Regions from separate parts of the Homo sapiens genome. Here region 1 is linked to region 2. Evidence: chromatin loops called from intact Hi-C (ENCODE). Cell type or tissue: GM12878. All regions are shown on one strand. Each heading gives the region's core, and the rest is flanking DNA. Links, peaks and the distances in the headings are about the cores only. Region 1 has its middle 38 kb from the start of NAT8. Region 2 holds the start of BOLA3 (bolA family member 3).

The links. Peaks named below come from ENCODE experiments on the same cell type or tissue, not always from the same donor. Only the 100,000 strongest peaks of a DNase experiment are listed, where the experiment ranks them.
Region 1: it touches region 2 in a loop (4-fold over the local background); 3 of 110 quality-filtered maps call a loop at or near these places.

What each region holds. Positions count from the first base shown.
Region 1 is chr2:73,675,225-73,686,214 of GRCh38, reverse strand. It overlaps the pseudogene ALMS1P1. Among named protein-coding and RNA genes, the nearest start is that of NAT8, 38 kb to the right of the region's middle. In GM12878, for the core only: a CTCF peak has its summit at 5,817 (motif pointing left); no DNase peak of the experiment used is centred there.
Region 2 is chr2:74,143,788-74,154,777 of GRCh38, reverse strand. BOLA3 (bolA family member 3) reads left to right here and starts at 6,866. Exons shown (of 4, transcript NM_212552.3): 1 at 6,866-6,957; 2 at 9,475-9,589. The coding sequence starts at 6,904. MOB1A (MOB kinase activator 1A) reads left to right here. Exons shown (of 6, transcript NM_018221.5): 6 at 1-2,250. BOLA3-DT (BOLA3 divergent transcript) reads right to left here and starts at 6,797. Exons shown (of 3, transcript NR_045636.1): 1 at 6,555-6,797; 2 at 6,300-6,428; 3 at 2,389-6,080. RefSeq lists an enhancer at 6,453-7,112 and a silencer at 6,646-7,125. In GM12878, for the core only: CTCF peaks have their summits at 3,166 (motif pointing right) and 6,841 (motif pointing right); DNase peaks (open chromatin) are centred at 6,411 and 6,787; H3K4me3 peaks cover 1,940 bases; H3K27ac peaks cover 1,472 bases.

The sequences.
Region 1 (10,990 bases), core at 1,610-9,609, 470 kb after region 2:
GCTGGCTGTGTGTGTGTGTGCGTGTGTGTGTGTGTGTGTGTGTGTGAGAGAGAGACAGAGAGAGAGACAAAGAGAGAGACAGAGAGAGAGACACAGAGAAACAGAGAGACAGAGACAGAGAGAGAAGGCGGGGGGAGACAGAGAGAGGAGATGGTGGGGAGAGAGAGATAGAGAGAGAGAGAGGAAACAGAGAGTGGGGAAGAGGAGGGTAGAAAGAGAGTGAAAGGAAAAGAAAGGAATGACAGAGAGGGAGAGGGAGTGATTGCTTTGCCTGGACTGGGGCCATGGGCAGTGGCAGTGGATGAGGCCAGGCCTTGGGAATGTAAGGGCTTCCAGGGAATGGCAAGTGCAGATTTGTGATTTGTATGGGAAACTCTTTGGGCAAGCATAGGGTAGGAGACTGATTGTTTTCCAGAAAGTAGGAAGGAGGGAGGGCATGATCTAAGATAATTTTAGAGGTCAGTGACTTGGACCAATCAGTGAGAAAATCTAGACTGTTAATTCCAAACTTCCTTTCACCTTTCTTCGGCTAATAAGTAATTTGTTCATTTTGAAGGATGGTATTTTATTCTGAACCTGGTAAAATTGTAATGACATTCAGATTTCCTTTTACATATTGCTTACTGGTTAAATTAGAATTTCTTTTTTTGCTTCATTTTTGTTTTACATGTGTGCACATGTGAAGATGTGCGTACATGCAGGGAAAGTCAGCCAGCCTGAGACAATCTCCCCTTCCTTTTTTTCCCCCTAGTTTTTATTATGGCAAAATACATAAAACATACAACTAACCATTTTAACGTGTACAGTTCAGTGGTACTAATTATGTTCACAATGGTGTGTAACTGTCACCACAATCTATTTCCAGAAGTTTTTCATCATTTCAAACAGAAACTCTGTACCCACTAGGCAAGAACTCCTTGTCTTCTCCTCCAGCCCCCGGAAAGCCCTGTTCTACATTCTGTCTCTACGAACTTGCCTATTCTGACAATTTCATATAAGTGAAACTATACAATATTTGTCCTACTGTGTCTGGTTTTCCTTTCCCAGAAAATCCCCCCACCCGACTCAAGGCACAGATTAGAAAACCTTCCCAGGCCTTGAGTCTCCCCCTGCAGGCGGTGTCCTTACATGGTCTGGGTGCTGCTTCCCGACGTCACCGGGATCCCTGGGTGTTTCTCTCCTTTCCCTGGAAGCCTTTCTTTCACCCACAAGGCACCGGGAAGCCTTTGTGCTACTGTTCCTCCTGCGTGTGTCCTTGATAAAGTACAGAATGGACCAATAAATTTAAACTTATCATAAACAGTGGGCAATTTTTAGCATGGGACAGAATCAAACATTAAAAATCATTTATCTGAAATTCAAATTTAATTGGGCATCCTGTATTTGTGTTTGCCTCATCTGGCAGCCCTACTATGGACACTTCTCTAAATTCCAGACTCAAGTCCAGTCCACAGGTTGTCCACCCTTCTCAGAAGTCCAGGGATAAGGGATATGGACCAATCTCTAAAGAAAAACCTCCATTTCAGGAGGAGTTATGCTACAGGTGCCTGTGACTCCAGGTCTAGATGCTGGCTTTCACCACTTGACAGGGATTCCCTGCAGTGGGAGAGGTTCAGTGGCCTGGGGCTGACTCACGTCTGACAAACCCAGAGTGTGGGTTTCAGGGCCTAGCTAGGCTGTGGCCATGAGGTGATCCTGCACTCTTAAGAGTTCACCCCAGCATAGGATGCATAAGTGTTTCCTGAGGACAAGGTTTGGGACATGCAAGAGGCTGGCACTGGGCCAAGAAGACTCTGAGTCTCAGTGGAGTGACTGCTAGAAACCAGGTTTGGGGAGGAGGAGGAGGAGGAGGAGGACCAGAAGCTGGAGGAAAACCTATTGCTTGCATTGCTGGAGTTACGATCCAATATTCCAGAGGGAGGCCTCAGAAGAAGCCATGAAAACACCCAAGAAAGTCAGCTTGAGACAATGAACTGCCAGGGTGAGAGGGCAGGATGCCAAGCTATGGTCCCCATCCCCACCACATAGACACACACACACAGATGGGTCAGACACCTCCCTGTGCTGCTGAGGAGGAGAGCCCTGTCAGGCAGGGACAGAGGGGACTATGCTCCCCTAGATGGTGCAGAGAGGTCTGGCAGGGGAAGAGAGAAGATTTTAAGTGGAACTCAAATTGGGAGTTTCGATTATTACACTTTTACTTATTGAGTGGAGACTGGGCTTTCAGTGAAAAGTCAGCACGGTAGAACATGTAATCCCCTGACAGTGATCCGAACAGTCGAGGCATTACCTGAGTTCTCATCTCCAGTATAAGGGGAAGAACTCCCCAATTGAGCAGGCTTACAAAAGGCAGTGAGAGACAAGTGCAGTTGGGTCCTGATATTCACAGCAGCATTGTTCACAAGACCTACACATTATATGCAGTTATGAATCTGTTTACCAAACTGCTTACTGTAAGATTAGAAAATATTTGATATAATAAAATGTCTCACATAAATTATGGTGCATAATAAAATGAATACCCCTGAACCCAGCACCCAAATGAACTAGAAAGGTCACTATATTTGACAATACTTTCAAAGCTAAGTGTCTCTTCTCCAATCCCAGCTCCCTAAGGATGTAACCACTATTTTGAGTTAAAAAAATCCATCTGTCTGTCTATCTATCATCTGTCCATCTATCTGTTTGATCCTAAAATGACATGGGTCCCTAGGTGTCCCTGCACATGTTTACCTTGGCTTGCTTTTAAACCTTATGATAAAAGTATCATACAATATATTCTTCTGAATTTTTTTTCCTACTCAACATCGTCTCAAAGATTCACTAAGTTTGATGTTCCTTAATTTTCTCTTCTGTCTAGAATTCTTTTGCGTGACATACCACTTGCCATTTACTCATTCTCTTGTCAAAAGACACTTGAGTTGTTTCTAGTTCTTTGCTAGGGTGAAAGGACATATTTGGTGAAGATGTCCTTGTGAACCTTCCTGGGCTGATTATTGGTGAGCACTTTTCAGAATGCTGAATTATAGAGTGAATGCAAGCTTCCTCAAGCAGTGTGTGAATTCCAGTTGATCAACATCCCTGTCAACATTTAGAGTGGCACAAAGACAAAACTTTGTGCCAATCCAGTGAATGTAAAAAGGTATTTTATTCTATCCATAACATGCATTACCCTAATTAATAATGAACTCAATCTACATTTTATGTTTATGGGCTATTTGTGTTTTTCTATAAAGTTGCCTGCTCATGAGTTTAGCCCATGTGTATTAGTCCATTTTCATACCACTGTGAAGAAATATCCAAGACTGGGTAACTTATAATGAAAAAGGCATATCTTACATGATGGTAGGCAAGAAAGCTTGTGCAAGGGAACTGCCTTTTATAAAACCCTCAGCTCTCATGAGACTTATTCACTATCACAAGAAAATGGGAAAAATCTGCCCCCATGATTCAATTACCTCCCACCAGGTCCCTCCCACAACACATGAGGATTATGGGAGCTACAATTCAAGATGACATTTGGATGCGGACCAATCACAGCAGAACGTGAAGGAGGAGCAAAGGCACATCTTATGTGGTGGTAGGCAAGAGAGGGTGTGCAGGGGCACTGCTCTTTATAAAACCATCAGCTCTCATGAGACTTATTCACTAACACAAGAACATGGGAAAAATCTGCCCCCATGATTCAATTACCTCCCACTGGGTCCCTCCCACAACATGTGGAAATTATGGAAGCTACAATTCAAGATGAGATTTGGGTGGGGACACAGCCAAACCATATCACCATATTTCTATGAATTGTCTATTTGTTTTAAAGAGACTTAAATATAAATTGTGTTTTTAAAAAACCGACTCATAGAAGTTCTTTATATATTCTGGATACAAATTCTTTGCTGGTCAGATGTGCTGCAATTATCTTCTCCCATTTTGTGCCTTGTCTTTTCACTGTCTTTATGGTGCCTTTTGATAAACAAAAAATTTATCAAGATGAATTTATCAATCTTTTTCTTTATGGTTAGCACTTTGTGCCTTAAGACATTTTTCTGTTCTTACTCTCTTATATTTTCCTCTAAAAATTGTAATGGTTTTGCCTTTCATGTTTAAGTCTTTTTTCTTTTTGGTTTTTATTTCTATTAAAATTATGTATGTAACTATTATAAACAGCCAGGGTTCAATGGCTCTGTCATGTGAAACAGCAGCCCCTACATTCCCCAGCACTTCTTTCACAGGCTGTGTGACTCCTGCTCCATTGTCCAGGTCTAGCCTGCCTGCTGTCAGCTGCTGAGGAGGGTGAAGACAAGTCTCCTCCATGCATATACGCACTCCTCCCCTGCTCAGCTTCCCAGTGTGGTTAGATGGCCCTTTGGGCTACTTCACTATTCTGTGTTATTTTAAGCTAAGCTATACAGTAAGCCATGATGACTTATCCTTTCCTGAAGGCTTTTGATTTGTATCTTTTCCCTTAGAACTGATACTTTTCTTTTTGCCGTTGTTCAGTTTTCTGTGTATTTATCACTTATTCAATGCCAAATTCTATCAGATGTCCAAATGTCTCCTCTTAATATTTAGATGACGTGATTTAACGATTAGATCTCCCTGGTCTTTTCCAGCACCTCTGATCTGTCATTTGGATTGTTTATTTTCTGTGTGCCATTCAACAAACTCCACTTTAAAAAAAAAAAAAAAAAAAAGAAGATAGGGGTCTCACTATGTTGAACAGGTTGATCTTGAACTCCAGGCCTCAAACGACTCTCCCACCTCAGCCTCCCAAAGTGCTGGGATTACAGGCATGAGCCACCACATCTGGCCCCCATTCGACAAATTCTTATTGGGCCAACCACGTGCTACATGTTGTGTTAGACTCCAGAGAAACAAGGAGAACAAGATGGTTGTCATTCTTGCCTATGTGGAGCTTACTATCAAATTCAGGGGAAAAAAAACCCCAACAAATTCTGGAGCAATGTTTGCTATTCCTAACTGTTTGACTGGCTCTGAAGCTGATGCCTGCCTGTCATAAGATGGCACCAGTGTGGGGGACTCCTGAGTAAGAGAGGGGTCTTCCCCAGTTTCCTGTGTGGCCAAGGCTCTCTGCCTAAGTTAGGGATGAATACAGAGAAGTCTCTGAAGCACCTTCCACCTTTTCTCAGTTCACCTCTGTCTCATGAAATGAAGACTGTGATAGCCATTTTGTTAAGTCTAGCCCTACCTGTCTCATAGTTCCTTGAGGTTCCTGGACTTAGTGGAGCAATGGTGAGGCCAGACGAACTGTGTGATGAGACACCATCAGGGATCAAAGGAATATGTGAATTTGGCCATGACTTTTTGGGGACAGGCTGGAACATTGAACCCCAAGCCCCATGCAGAAGTCTAGCAAGTTGGGCTGACCTCTCAAGAGGGCTCTATTTTCTCCAGAGTGGAGCCTTGGGTCTCATCTCTGCAACAATCAGACTATCTAAAGTAAAGCCACCAGCATTGGAGGAAACAAATCCAGGATAGAGTAAGACAAGACACACACACCCATAGGCAGAGATTTTACTCCAGTGTCTATGGAGGAGATGGCTTGGGCTACTGAGCATTTTTTGGCCCATCATAGCTCCCTGAAAGGCTGGAGAGGAGCACATAGGGCTACGGCTGCTCAGGCAAAGAAAATTAATAGTCCACATCTATGTTCTCTGTGACTATGATCCCCTTAAAATGTAGCCTAGTCAGGTTTGGAAAATAATGCCCCCATTGCCACCACCCCAGCCTTGGTGGTGGTGGAGTTTCCTTAGATCAGGACTCTCATCTTGGGCAGCTGCAAGAGCCAAGGGCTATGGAGATGAGCCATGAGTGCCCCCTAGAGGCCAATGATGTTAGCTTTAATTTTAATATCATTCCCTTTTCCCCATGCCCACTCCCCACCATCCCCTTTCATGAGTATTTCGTGAGAAACTGGGAAAGGGCTGTAAGCAAGGCTTCAAAACCAGTAAAAATAAGTCTAGCATCAGAGGTAAAATCACCCAGCTCCCAGACTCGTAAAGACATAGACTGTGTCAACAGTTCAGCTTGGCCTCACTTCCTAAGGACTGGCTATATAGACAAGACAGGGCGGGCCCCCAGGGAGTGAAGGAATTTAATGAATTTGAGCAATTAGCCCGTTTTACAGCCTTCTGCCTTGCAGACGGTTTTGTCTCAAACCCTGTGTGAAATGTGGTCACCTAGTCAGTTGGAACCTGCTCCTGACAGACCCCAGCAACTTATAGATGAACTCACTTACAGTGAACTTTCCTCATTACAATGCTAAATCCTGCACCCTGGGAGAGCTATAGTTTCATTACCATAGCATGCGTCCTATGTGGTGGCACGATGACTCCCTCCATCTGTGTCACTGGGACCCCTCCTCTTCATGTGATGATGCACCTTCTCCCCTCTCGATCACTCTATAAAGCCTTCCTGTCATTTTCTCTTAGGAGACACTGCTTTGACGAATATTCCCAGAGCTCTTCCTACTTGTGACAAGTAATAAAACTCCTATTGATCAAAGTCTGTGTTCTCAGCGACTTTTGTTACTCACCAGGCAAACAAACCCCGCTTTTTTTTTGGAGGCAGTGGGGTGGGAGGGCCTGGGAAACAAATCTGGTTGATCCAGATGGGACTATGGACTGAGCCCTGACTCGACCTCCCTTATAGGCTGCTTACAGGCGAAGCAGCAGTCTGAGGAAGCATGAGTGGGTTAAGTTGCCAAGAGGGAGATTGGTGAAGGGCCTCAGGCATGCCAACCCCATCCCCCCAGCCCACCAGGAAAGCAGAAGTGGCTGCTTGGACCTTTCATTTGGTGCAATTTTGAGGCAGTAAGTGGTGGTGGTTCTGTGAACTGACTAAAAGAGTGGTTTTGGTTTTGATTATTAGGACTCTGGGTTGTCAGGTTTAGGACCTAGCTCAAGGGATCCAGGACTGTTGGGAATGGGCAGGACTCCCCTTCAGGTCTAGGAGTTGAGAGATGTCTCCATCCATTTTAACAGGGGAAGCCCTAATATAAAGACGAGGACTCTCATCTTTAAGACTTTGTCCCTGTCTGGTATATCTGTAGGCTGAATGCTTGTCACTTTTGCCAATACTTGTGTTTCTTTGTGGCCTGAATGCATGTGAAGTCTGGATTCCCTTCTCCTTAGTCTGTGGTAATCCCTAAAATATTGGGCTTCCATATTCCAGCAGTCACAGAAGAACTGTTATTGATTTGAAGAGGCCTAATTTAGAATGGGGCAGTTTGGGTGGGAATTCCTGGAACCAAAATACAGTGATGTAGACTTTACATGAGCAGAGTGTGCACCCTCTCCAGAAAGAACACCTTGCTTACTTGATTGATTTACATACCTCCCACCACTCAAGCTGGATCCGGAACTACTGTGGAATCTCCATGAGATTTCCAGGGAAGCTACCCAGACTGAACATGATCCAGGGAGAGGCAACCCCTATTGTCCTCTCCTAGCTTCCCAGCACCTCCACTCCATAGTGGCCTGCGTGTAGCAGCAAGCTGAAAGGACCAGAAATATCCTACAGGCTAAGAGTTACAGGATTTGTGTCATCACTAATCCCCAGTGGAAGCTTCTTGGAGGGTGGAATCAGCCTTCTGGGCAAAGACCCTAGAATATGGGGAACCAGGTCTCAATACTGGAGGAGAGCCCGTTACAGTGCCTCCTCCAGCACTGGAAACTATTTGGATACCCATATCCATGACCAAAAAGCAAATGATATATTACTGTAATACCATATGGCCCCAGTGTTCCCTACGGAATCAAGAGAGATGGTCTGAACATGAGTTACTTACATACATTAATACTACAATTCTCCAACTGGGACTTATTTTGTAAGAAACAAGGTAAATGGGATAAAATACCTTATGTATAATGTCTTATGGCCCTCTATCAACACCCAGCCCTACAGAAGAAATGCAGGATATGTAATCAGCCAAAGGATCAAAGGGAACAATGTTGCTAATTCTAGAAGCCCCTGGAGAGGAAGAATCAGTCACGTGGGGACTTGTAGGGAAGGGAATGAGGAGGAGCCTCTCTACTTCTCCTTCAAGAGAAGTGAGGTCCTCTAGTTCTACTCAAAAACTAGAACCTTTGCCAATACAGGGAAATAATCCCCTTACTTCCTCGGGAATTAAACTCTCAGCACCTCCAGGGGAAAGCAAGGGTCTTCCTCCATACTTGCCAGGCCCTCTGAACTATGTGGAGCTGGCTGTGGCTCCTGCTACGGCCCCAAAATAAACAACAAAAAATCAATATAAGACCAATATACGATAGAGAAAAATCAATAAAACCCAAAGTGGGTTATTTGACAATACTAGTGAAATTTATATACCCCTTGGAAAGAGTGATCAGGTAAAAATGACAGGAGGCAAAAATAATATCAGGAATAAAAACGGAACATCACTACAGATCCTAGAACGTCCAGACATTAAAAAGATAACAAAGGGCCAGGTGCGGGGGCTCATGCCTGTAAACCCAGCACTTTGGGAGGCCGAAGAGGGCTGATCACGAGGTCAGGAGATCGAGAACATCCTGACTAACACAGTGAAACCCTGTCTCCACTAAACATACAAAAAATTAGTCAGACGTGGTGGCGGATGTCTGTAGTCCCACCTACTCGGGAGGCTGAGGCAGGAGGATGGTGTGAACCTGGGAGGTGGAGCTTTCAGTGATCCGAGGTCGTGCCACTGCACTCCAGCCTGAGGGCGACAGAGCGAGACTCCGTCTCAAAAAAAAAAAAAAAAAAAGATAACAAAAGGATATTATAACATTGGATCATCAATTTGTAAATTTCTAGGAAATGAACAAATTACGTAAAAAACACAACTTACTAAACCTTGGCATAAAAGAAAAACTGAAATCTGAATAGTTATTGAAAAAAATGAATCCCACAAAAGAAAATCCAGGCCCAGATGGGTTTCACTGGTGAATTCTCCTAATTATTTAAGCAATAAATTACATTACATTCTTCTAGAGAATAAGAAAGAAAAACTTCATTCCAACTCATTTTATGAGGCGTGAGCCACTGTGCCTGGCTGACAAGTGGTAGTTTCTTAAAAATTAGTTGCAAGGTGGAATCTGAAAGCATGTCAGCAAACTTTTCCTATTCTGTTACATAAAAATCCATCAGTCTATCTTGTACTATTTGAATCTTCTATCTATTCCCTGATTTTGTAACAAAAAGCAACAATCATTTGGAAAATCCTGGTCCAGGGAGTTGTGCAGATCTTCCAAATGTTGACAAATGTATTTAGATAACATGAAAAACGTCACATTTGTTAATGTCACTGCTATCTCGTCAGAAAGGTCTAAGTACTAAGATGTCATCAAGCCCATGGTGGTGAATACAAGTTTTCTAGAATTCTATTGTTGGCTTGAAAACTCACATTTTCTTTGGCAACAGATACTGTCAGACATTTTCCTGAAGTCAGAGAGTCACTTCTTCATTTTCAAGAAAATGTCTGCTAAACACAAGTCAGAATAATTGGTTTTCTGTCAGTTACTCTTTCAATTAAAAGTCATGTTCCATGACAAAGGCAGCTGGTTCAGCTCACGACACAAACCATGGCATAAGTGCTTTTCCTTGAAACAGTCATCATCTTTCACGGTGCAAAGGAAGTGCTTCCCGTTTACCTCCATTTACACTGCTTCCTTGTTCTTCCATCACACTCCTGGCGGGAGGCTGTGCAGGATACAATGCCTATTAGACTAGTACGGTTTGGTGCCACCGTCTTGAATAGTGGTAAGACACCAATGGTTTTACTCCTCTCCCAGTACTCTTGCATCATCAGTGCAAATAGCCAACACAGCAAAAAAGGCACAGAACATCCTGGTGTCATTCTGAAATTAGTTTTGACCTTGCAAATTGCCTGAAAGGGTCTCAGCGACTTCCAGGACTCCACAGACCACTCTCTGAGAACCACTGGACTAAAGCATCCAAAGCATCCCTTTGGATTGCCTATAAAGACTGACTAGAAAGAGTAAAAACAAGATTTCAAGAGGAATGCTTAAAGTCCGTAAGATAAACTGTTTTAAAGTACCTTTACTTCAGAAGCATTATGCCAACTAAGAAACTATTCTCATTAAAGCAAGTCTCTAATGAACACCTAAAAAAGTCAACCTTAACTTATTCTCTGGCATTCCCATGATCAATATATCAATATCTGAAATGAATTAATTTTTTAAAATATTATTTATTATTTTTTAGATACAGAGTCTCAGTCTGTTACCCAGGCCAGAGCGTAATGGTGTGATCATAGCTCACTGCAGTCTCAAATTCCTGGGCTTAAGAGATTCTCTCACCTAAGACTCCTGAGTAGGTAGGATTACAGAAATGTACCACCACATCCAACACTCAAATGAATTAATTTATGAGTAACTAATGTTCGTTCCTCATGACACAACATTCAAAAAGTCAAAAAATCTACTACATCCTACATCAGTTCTCCTTTCCAAAGGCAATCAGTATTATCAGGTTTTTCTGTCTTCCAGAAATATTCTATGCATATAAAAGTATACACGTCTACATAGGCACAAATACTTACTTTTAAAGACCACAAATGGAAACAGTGTTGACATACTTCGAAAATTTAATTTTTTAAAAAAGTTTAACTTAATATGTTCTGGAGAACACTGTTCTTTCTCACCCTATGGGATCAATTCCAAGAAATGGGATTGCTAAGATAAAAGGTATAATAACCCAAATACATATTTAATTTTATTTTAAAATAATCTTTTTTTTTTGAGATGGAGTCTCGCTCTGTCACCCAGACTGGAGTGTAGTAGTGCCATCTAAGCTCACTGCAACCTCTGCCTCCCAGGTTCAAAGGATCCTCCCGGCTCAGCTTTCTGAGTGGTTGGGATTACAGGCGTGCACCACCACGCCCGGCTACTTTTTGTATTTTTAGTAGAGACGGGGTTTCACCATGTTGGCCAGGCTGGTCTCGAACTCCTGACCTCAAGTGATTTATCCACCT
Region 2 (10,990 bases), core at 1,964-9,963:
CTGTATGTTCATGTTGATCATTTGCGAACAAGAAAGCAGGTTTCTAGGTATCACTTAGGATGTGAACTGCCTCTCAACTTTAAACCCTGTTAGCTTTACTTTTTTAAGTCCACAAGTGATGAAACTAGTTTCTCAGCTAGGCTTGTACTTTCCTCATTATTTCTAGTATTTCAAATATTCTCAAACAAAAGAGTTACCACTTTTCTCCATTTATTTTCAGTTATGGAAATGTTCCCTCTCTTCACCACTAAGCTCCAAAGCAAATGAAAGACGATCACATGTCAGGACAGTAGTAAAGGCAGCTTATAAATGGGACATAAATCAGAGATGTGTTGGTATTTTGAGACTCAAGACTGTCCTTTTTTAAAATAAAAATAAAAACATTACCAGGTTCCCAAGCCAATCTGGCTTAACCAACAGTGCACTGAAATATTAGTGTTTACCTCCAAGGCTAGGGAGCCAAGGGGAGGAGGAGAATTGGAGGAAGGGGAGATAATGGGAAGAGGATGGCGCCTTCCTGAGTTGGCTAGAGGGCCAACCTTTGATAACAGTTTGACGAAATCAATCTTTTTTTTTTTTTTTTTTGAGACAGAGTCTCACTCTGTCACCCAGGCTGGAGTACAGTGGTGGGATCTCGGCTCACTGCAAGCTCTGCCTCCCAGGTTCATGCCATTCTCCTGCCCCAGCCTCTCCTGAGTAGCTGGAACTACAGGTGCCCGCCACCACGCCCAGCTAATTTTTTCTATTTTTAGTCATGCCTGGCTAATTTTTTGTATTTTTAGTAGAGATGGGGTTTCACCGTGTTAGCCAGGATGGTCTCCATCTCCTTACCTCGCAATCCGCCCGCCTCAGCCTCCCAAAGTGTTGGGATTACAGGCATGAGCCACCGTGCCCGGCCTATAGAAATCAATCTTTTTGACTCTTCTCACTTTTATCTCCCCATGCCCAAGGTTTGCCTGTTCCATAACACTCACTCCCTTCCCCCTTGCTAATCAGAAGCCATCTCCTCTCAGTGTCTGATCTCTGCTCTTCATACATGATTACAGTCATGGGGTAGAGAGTGCTTGCTAAATTATGCAGTTAATCCTATGGTGCTTTAATTTTCAGGCCTTCAAAAAACACTTGTACAGTGATGTGCAGATTTTTAAACAGTTGAACTTCCTTGTACTACAGTTTTTGTATTGACAGCCAAATTTGTCTTTCATTCTTCAGATTGTGAATAAAGTGATTTTTACAGGGCTTCCAGCAAAGTTTTTCCTTTCATCTAAGGCTTGTAGAACCCTAGCTTATATAGCTGCTTACATGAGAAATGCAAAATCTGTATTCACCATGACTTTAGTAACAAAGGTAAAGTTTTTTAGTAGTGCCAAGGCAAGAGGAACAATCTTGGTGGTAGTACTAAGTTTTGTCAATATTGTGGTTTCCTGATTGTATTGTTGGCTTTCTCTCTGAGCATTGAGGTATACTAGAAGTAGAGCTTCTCAAACATAATATCATTACCTCATAAGCATTAACAAATCAGGCCCAAAGAGCGTAAGTCCTAGAAATTTGTTTTAAAGCAGCCCTAGTCATGGTGCTGGTGCTACCGCCTTGTTTTAGGAGCCTGCCTCCTGTCAGTATGAAACCCTCACCTGAAAAATGCCAGCCTGGACACCAAACACTGAGCCCCTTCAACAGGCACATTATTTCCCCCTGAGATCCATAAGGGAATTTAGTTTCTACTATTGTAGAGTTCTGAAAAGAGGTAAAATAGTAGTCCTTTGGTCATCCTATTTTTGCTTTCAATTTTGATATTTCAGACTGTAAAAGGCCTTGGGGGATGATAGTACATGTGGTAGCAGTAATTTTTTTGAAGCAACTGCACTGACATTCATTTGAGTTTTCTCTCATTATCAGATTCTGTTCCAAACAAGTATTCTGTAGATCCAAATGGATTACCAGTGTGCTACAGACTTCTTATTATAGAACAGCATTCTATTCTACATCAAAAATAGTTTGTGTAAGTTAGTTTTGGTTACCATCTAAAATATTTTTAAATGTTCTTTACATAAAAATTTATGTTGTGTTTTAAAATCCTTAGGGGCTTTATCTATTTTTCTAAGTCAGTTAACTGTACTTCTAAAAAAAGTATTTTGTATCTACTTTTGTAACTTCGTCAGAATAAAATATATTGAAAGCAAGAAATGACTGATTAAAGTATGTATATCAACACACATTTCTATTTAAATATAGAAACTTGAGAGTTTTGCAGATTCTGTGGATTTTTGAGTACAGCTTAAATTTGGAAAGTTATCTTTGCATATCATTTAGTAGCTAAAATGTTTTCTTAGCCGTTAAAAAAGGAAGTTCCTAAATGAACTAAGTATCATACTACTGGGACCGAACCCCTAAGAAACAAACTATGTCTCTGATAGTGGCTAAAACCCATCCCAAACAAAAATACGTGGTCTCCTTCCTGCCATGCAAATCAGGCTCCAGATCTCTTGTACATTCCTGGTTGTGCGATAGTAGAGTTAAAATTAAAAACTTAATGAATGTGGCTAAACAGTACAAGTTAACACTAATTTTATTTTTTTGAGCTGGGGTCTCTGTTGCCCAGGTTGGAGTGCAGTGGCACAGTCTTGGCTCACTGCAACCTCCGCCTCCCAGGCTCAAGTGATCCTTCTTTCTGAGCCTTCTAGTAGCGGGGACAACAGGCACACACCATCATGTCCGGCTAATTTTTTGTATTTTTTGTAAATATGGAGTTTTGCCATGTTGCCCAGGCTGGTCTCGAACTCCTGAGCTCAAGCAATCTGCCTGCCCCGGCCCCAAAGTGCTGGGATTACAGGTGTGAGCCACCACACCTGGCCTAGTTACTAGCAATCAGTTTTGGATTTCTTTTGACATTTTCAGTAGACTTAAAATCAATCACAAAAATGATAAGTTTGTAAGGGTATCTAATGGCTATTTCAAACTTTGTAAAATAATAGAATAACTCAGATAATCTTTGGGAGAGCCAGACTCTGGGTTTGAACCTGCACAGCCAGAAACAATGTCCAAACTATGCCATGGAGCTTCTCTGACAAATACCCCATTGATGTCCCCACTAGGTATGGACATTACAGCCTGCACTGTCCCCACTTAGGTGTGGACACTAGTCTGCACCTTTATCGCTGGCCACTAGATGCCAGTCTGCCACAACACCTCAAAAGCTAGCTACCTTTTTAGCTTTTTACTGGAGTCCTTTAGTAGGTTATCTCATTTAATCCATAAAGCAACCTGGAGAAAGTGACTGCAATTAAGAGGTATGCCAGAAATATTTCAGTATTCTTTAGACCATGCCACATAAGCTCAGACAAGTTCAAATAGCTAGTATATAGCAAGTCTGTTTCTCTGGATTGCATTTGCAAAAATTCTGCATGCTCAGCAGTGCTAGGAAGCTCTATAAAATGATGGTGCAACGAAAAATCATCCCAATGAGGTTAAAAAAGGAGATGCATCCAAAGAGTTCCTACCTAATGAATTTTCTGAGTTTCAGATGTATATATGTGTATGAAAGCTATGAGTGATCATGGACCAATACAACTGAAGAGAACAAGAGAATCTCGAGGTCACAGCAAAAAAAAGTAAGATGCAGAAAGGATTGACATTTCCTGGGACTAAATGCATTTCACTTTTGTTTTAATCACAAAGTAAAACTTACTTATTTGCTTCTGTCAAAAAAAAAAAAAAATACTAGAACTGTTGGAACTAATTTGGAAGCCCAAGATTCGTCAGATCGTCCTGCAAATCCTTTTCTAGAAAAGTTCAAACTTAGACCTATGGAGCGCAAATTGCTGAGCCTCTATCAGTTCTGTTCAGTAATTACAATGCATGCACTTTTTGTCCCATATTGGGCTGCTGACAGATGACTCAAGCAAGGCTCTGTCCTCAGGGAGCTTATAAACCAGTGAGAACAGACACATACATAAATTGATAGTTGTAAAAGGCCATAAGTGCAACAAAAGTTACAGGTAAGTTGCGGGCCCTAAGCTTACTGTGAGGCAGTCAGAGGTGGCTCTTTGGAGAAGACAAGGCTTGAACCTTAAAAGGTGGGCAACTGCATAACCAAACTTGTAGCATAGCTTATGAAGGGAGGTGCAAGTATAATATTACTGAAGGGTAGATTTCAGTTGGACAGGTAGATAGTGGTTAAATCATACAAAAGAACTTGAGAGTTTTGCCTGTAGGTAGGCGATGGGGAATCTGAAGGATTTCAAGTAGCAAATGTTTTCATTTCATTTTATTTTATTTATGTTTTTTAGACAAAGTCTCACTCTGTCGCCCAGGCTAGAGTGCAGTGGCTCAATCTCGGCTCACTGCAACCCCTGCCTCCTAGGTTCAAGCGATTCTCCTGCCTCAGCCTCCCAAGTAGCTGGGAGTAGAGGCATGTGCCACCATGTCTGGATAATTTTTGTATTTTTAGTAGAGATGGGGTTTCACCATGTTGACCAGGGTGGTCTTGAACTCCTGACCTCAGCTGATCCGCCTGCCTCAGCCTCCCAAAGTGCTGGGATTACAGGCATGAACCACTATGCCCGGCCTAAATGTTTTCATTTCAGATGGCTCTGACAGCCTAGGAGGAACTGAAGATAAGAGGAGGAGAATGGGGCAGAGAGTAGCTCAGAGTAACAGATAGTATGGGCAACTGTTAAATTATGGGGAAGAGGAAGGTTAGAGATAAGCAAAAGTACCTTTTTTTTTTTTTTTTTTGAGACAAAAAGCTGGTAGAAAGGCCACCGCAGCCAGCTAATGGTTTGTATTTTTAGTAGAGATGGGGTTTCGCCAATGTTGGCCAGGCTGTTCTCGAACTTCTGACCTTGGGTGATCAGTGCGCCTCGGCCTCCCAAAGTCTTTGGATTACAGGTGTGAACCACCTTGCCTGGCCAAAAGTACCATTTTAAATAAAGAAAAGGAGGAATTCTGCCAATACAAATCTGTGAGCTTGCCATGGGTCACTTGGTTACAAGTGACAAACCCATTAAACTGCCTTCAGTGCTCATTTCCAGCATTGCTGGTTTCCAGCTGTACAAAGTCAAACATTTGTCTCCTTTTATCTGTTTTCTTCTTTATCTTGCTTCATTTCCAAAGTAGTTCTCCCTGCATGGTTGCAAAGATGGTTGCCAGCAACTCCAGCCTTTCTACCAGCTTAGCAACATAGAGGAAAAAGATCAATGTCTGGGAACAACAGACACTGGGGAATACAAGACTGGGGAAGGAGGAAGGGGGCAAGGGTTGAAACTACCTATTGGGTACTATGCTCATTACCTGAAGGACGGATTCGTTCATACTCCAAACCTCAGCACCATGCAATATACCTCTGTAACAAGCCTGCATATATACCCCCGATTCTAAAATAGAAGTTGCAAAAGGAAGTCCCTCTACCAATTCTCATTGGTCTGGCTCAGACCATGGGGCCGACCCTAAACCAGTCTCTGATTAGCCAGACTTGGGTCCTGTTTCCATTCCTAAAGCTGGGGATAGGTGCGCCTCATCTAAACCATGCTGTCTGAATAGCAAGGGAATGGTTCACCATTACTACCCTGCTTGAGAAAAAATTTTTTTGACAGTTTAAATTGCATCATTGACAGCAATGAAGAAAACTTAGCAAATCATCTCTAAACATTTTAAAAGAATGAAGCAGAAAATGTAAGACAGGCTAGTAATTGATCCAAAGGAGAAATTCTGAAGGCCAGAACATAGGAGTCAGTTAATACTGTAATAAATAAATTAGACAATATCCATATATAACAACTATAGGTCCAATCCATCCAAGTGCAACGCTGAAGGGACGTATTGATTGCATAGGCCAGAATGTTGGCAAAAAGCTGGTAAATCCTGCAGGGTGCCACCAGACCGCGTGCTGCAAACAAATAACAGCTAGAGAGAGGAGAGGCTTGGTTGAATTTCGGCCTTGACTGGTCTGAAGACTCCAGAGGCGGGACGAATTTGCGGACAGTTCTACCCCATCCCACATGGCGTCAGCTTCCCTTCCATTCTCATGACTCCATGGTCCATGGCTCCAACCTGGGCCTCTGTTAGGCTGTGTCCTGTGGCACCTTAAACTCAGGCAAATTAAGAACTGTTCGTGGACTCTGCTCAGCCCCCACCTAACCCTCCATCCAAGTCATTGTCCAAGCCAGAAACTGGAGTCATCTCAGATACCTTCCCACTCACACCTCCACATGCAGTCGCTCGATTCCATTCACCTCCCAAGTGTCTCAGTTCATTCTTCCATCCCTCCCGCCACTGGTTTAGTTAGGCCCCTCCATTCTCACCTGGACCATCGCGGTAGCCTCGGAGCTTCTGACTGTGTCTCTGGTTGCAGCCCCTACACGCTCTCTTCCTTACAGGAGCGGAGCGATCTTTCTCAAGCGCGAATCAAATCCTTCCACGAGTCCCCGCACCTGGAGCGAAGGCCAAACTCCTCAGCTTAGAAGCTAGACTGCCAGAGTAGGGAGTGGGAATGGAAAAGTACATCAGGAGCACGAGGGGTATTCGGATGAGGGAAGGCCAGTATAGGGCGCCGAGACCTTGGAGTGTTTCTGAGCTGAGGAGGAATGAGACTTTCACGCGGGCAAGGGGACCCTATCCATGAAACAGGCCCTGGGGAGACTGAAGGAGAGCGGCGCGAGCGAAGGCAGAGGGCGGGGCCCCGAGGTCGGCAGGCGCTGCAGTGTCGGGGGTGGCGAGTCAGCCAGGGCCAGGGGATGGCGGGGTGGGGCCGGAGCCAGGCGACCGGAGGCCTCCGGGGCGGGGCCGGGAGGCTGACGGCCTCCGGGCGGCAGGGGGCGGCCTCTCCCACGGCGGCGGCTCTCGGTCCCCCGCTCCGCGTCTTTCGGGCATACAGTGACCTCGGGCGGCGGGTCACGTCGGCCGGGCATGGCTGCATGGAGCCCGGCCGCGGCAGCGCCTCTCCTCCGCGGGATCCGCGGGGTGAGCGTGGGCAGGGTCGGGGCTGCTCTCCCCGGGACGGGAGCTGCGGAGGGACCGCGGGGCCGGCGGCTGTCGGGGCTTGAGGACTGGCTCCCGGAGGGCGCGCGCGGCACTGGCAATGGGGGGCTCCTCTTCCTTTCTCTCATTCATTCTTTCATTCATTCATTCACTCAGCGACAACGGCATTCGAAATTTCAAGCTCTGGCGCGCTCTAGGGGAGCTCCCGAGCTGGGTGGAGGTTGGAGGTCAGGCGGACAGACACATGAACAGTCATAATACTGCGGGCACAGGAAAAAAAAAGGATTGGTTTACCGAGCAGAAGACAGGAGTCATAGCCCAGAGTCAAGGCGTGGGTGCGAGGGACTGCAGCGGGGCCGGGGCCTTGGGAAGGTCGACTGGGCCTCTGACCTTGATCCTCCTCCAAATCCCACACTACCGGAGCAGAACCCAAGCAGGGGGCACTTCCCACGCGCTCTCCTAATCTCTCCCCCTTTCTGAACCATCCTTTGCTTCAGCTCATACCATTCTTTCTCTTAACTTTCATTTTCCTTCTCCCCTGGTTCTGAACCTGCCTGCCCTGTGCATGAAGAGAAGTTCTTCCACTGCGGTGACTTTCAGCGTGGACAGTGATCATCTGGGGATGTCAGTTGATTGTTCCACTAAAGGCCGCTGCCCACAGATCCGCTAAGATGAAAGGCTTCTCCCAAGGATTCTGCAACGCTCACCTCTCTCACCCCTTAGTAGCTGCCGATTCTGTCTGCCATCTGGTTACTCTCTGCCTTTACCCTCAAGATTCTGCCCCCAGAAGCAGCTCCACCCCACCCTCACTCCTGGCAATCCTGTCCAGCCTCTCAACATCGAGTTTCTGTCCCTCCACACAGCAGGCAGACAATCACACTCTGGACCTTTCTCCTGTCTTGCATTTCTGTCCCTAATTGACTAGTTCTTCCCCTGCTCATTCATTCATCCAGCACCAAGTGCCTCTGAGGGCCTGCCCTGGGGTCAGCTCTGGGATGCTGCCGGACTCATTCCTGGCCTATAAGACCAGTGGTGAGAGAGCCAGTGCACAGCTCATTTTAAAGGAGGTGCTCTGAGATTCTGTGACACAGGACCCTGCTCTGAGCTATCAGGAAGGACTGAGGGGTAGAGGGGTGGGACCTTCAGCACCAGCACCCATGAACGGCCCTAGTGTCCTCCAACCTGTCATCCACGTCTAGTCAGGGACCAGTGCCCGGTGCTTCCATCATTGTAATGCCTCTTACTTGGGCATCTCTCCTGACTCGCTCCAGAAGGCACTGTTTCCTGCAGGTTACTTTGGTCCCATGAGCCTGGGTTCTATCACCTGGAGTCCCATCTCCTGTCCCATACAGTCCACAATCTTTAGCCTGGCATTCAAGGCCTGCCACACTCCATTCCCAGTCTGCCTTTTCAGCATGCACTCAGCCCAGCCAAGTGACTGCCGACCTGCTTTTCTGCTCCTTCACTACTAACTGTTGAGACGTGTTCCATCAGAAACATGGGCTCCCCTGGCCGGGCGTGGTGGCTCATGCCTGTAATCCTAGAATTTTGGGAGGTTGAGGTGGGTGGATCACCTGAGGTCAGGGGTTTGAGACCAGCCTGGCCAACATGGTGAAACCTCATCTCTACTAAAAATACAAAAATTTGCCGAGCGTGGTGGTGGGTGCCTGGAATCCCAGCTACTCAGGAGGCTGGGGCAGGAGAATCGCTTGAACCCGGGAGGTGGAAGTTGCAGTGAGCTGAGATTGTGCCACTGCACTCCAGCCTGGGTAACAGAGCAAAACTCTGTCTCAAAAAAAAAAAAAAAGGAAACACAAACACAGGTTCCCCCATGGTAGCCATTGGGGAAGGGGTGTTGTTGCCAATGGTAAACAACCTACAGATACTCCTTCTTCAGGTTCTTTCATAGAATTCTGACTTTGCTCCCAGTGAGAAGGAGTGCATGATGAAGGATAGCTGGCTAATTGAGCAGTGGGCTGTGAGGTCACATCCCACTGGGGAGGGCGAGACATGTTAATCAGGCCTAAAGGCGAGGGAGTGTGGAATTTGGCCCCACCATCCAGGGCAGTGGATGGCCTAGTGGTATGGATCTGAGGCAGGCTATCCAGCTTTTCTGGCTCTGTATCTTACCGAATTCAACCTTGGGCACATTACTGTGTGCCTCAGTTTCCTTACCTATAAAACTATCGGCATAATAGTGTCACAACATTATATGGAAGCAAACATCTCTTGAATTAGGTTTGGGGCCTCTTGTCTCTGGAGTCAAATTGAGTTATTAACAATCATCCTGTCCCCGCCAATAAAAGTTTATTCTGTGTTTTGGGGCACTTACATGGACTCCTGATACCACAGAGCCCCTCTGACATAACCCATGGCTGTGCTGGCGAGGGCTCAGGGGCCTGCCTTGCAGGGGGAATGGCAGGCGGGCCTGCACAGTGGCCCAGCTCAGGGGCAACAGCATCTTCCTCTGCCCTGACCTTCCTCTCTGTTCTGTGGCAGCTTCCACTTCACCATCGGATGTTTGCCACTCAGACTGAGGGGGAGCTCAGAGTGACCCAAATTCTCAAAGAAAAGTTTCCACGAGCTACAGCTATAAAAGTCACTGACATTTCAGGTAAGGTTTCTCTCACTCTTCCTACGGCGCTTGGATAAGATTTTGCCCTTTGGAAGGACAGAGGGTCAGGGGCTTGGAGGAGGGGGCTTGCTGCTGGTGAGTGGCTTCTCAAGATGTGTTGCTGCTGGACAGGTGGAGCTCGGCTGCCCCCACCTCATGGGATGGCAGTCAGGATTCAGAAATATCAGAGGGAAACTGAGGACAAGGCGCAGCTGGGAGGACTCAAGGTTGCCAGCCTGGCTCAGCTCAGACAAGGTCCCTCTCAGTCACCCTAGAGCTGAGGTCCACAGTCTGTCATTTGACTTTGAATAGGTTTTGCTCTAATTTTCCCCCATTCTTCTGACACCCTAGGATATCAGAGCTGGAGTGGACCCCAGAAAGATTTTCTTCAGCTGCTTTACTTTCCCTAAGAGGAAATGAGCCCAGAGAGGCCAAAGGAATTGCCTAGCTCCTCATAGGGAAGAGACAGTGGAACTGGAACCAGAACCGGGACTCAGGGGAGACTCTGTCCTAAGCCCAGTTACCAGCCCCAGCCAAGCGCTGTCCTTCTCAGGTGGCCACTGGCACCTAGAAGTTCAGGCTGGCAGTGTGTTAGGAGCAGGCTGGAGAAGCAACTTCTGCATCCACAGGATGGGGAAGATAGGCCCTTTATCCACACACACACACACACGTACACACAGAACGGCCCGTGGCGTGGGCCGCTGGATAGGCATCAGTCTGAATCTCTCCATACCCAGAGGCAGCCTTTGCCACTCAGCATTGCCATGAGGGCTCACTGACTTTACTGAGAACATAACATTTCCAAGGATTGAGGAGAAAGTTTAGAAAGTAGATTTTATTCTGGAAACCACAGGAAATAAATCAATCTAAAGATCTGCTGGGGTTTTGGAGCAGTGGCTCATGCCTGTAATCCCAGCACTTTGAGAGGCTGAGGCAGGTGGATCACGAGGTCAGGAGTTCAAGACCAGCCTGGCCAACATGGTGAAACCCCCCCGTCTCTACTAAAAATACAAAAATTAACTGGGCGTGGTGGCACACGCCTGTAGTCCCAGCTACTCAAGAGTCTGAGGCAGGAGACTTGCTTGAACCCGGGAGGCGGAGGCTGCAGTGAGCCAAGATCATGCCACTGCACTCCAGCCTGGGTGACAGAGCGAGACTGTGTCTCAAAAAAAAAAAAAAAAAATCTGCTGGGGCCAGGCGCGGTGGCTCATGTCTGTAATCCCAGCACTTTGGGAGGCTGAGGCAGGTGGATCACCTGAGGTCAGGAGTTCGAGACCAGCCTGGCCAACATGGTGAAACCCCATCTCAACCAGAAATACAAAAAAAAAAAAAAAATTAGCCAGGCATGGTAGCAGGCACCTGTAATCCCAGCTACTCAGGAGGCTGAGGCAGGAGAATCGC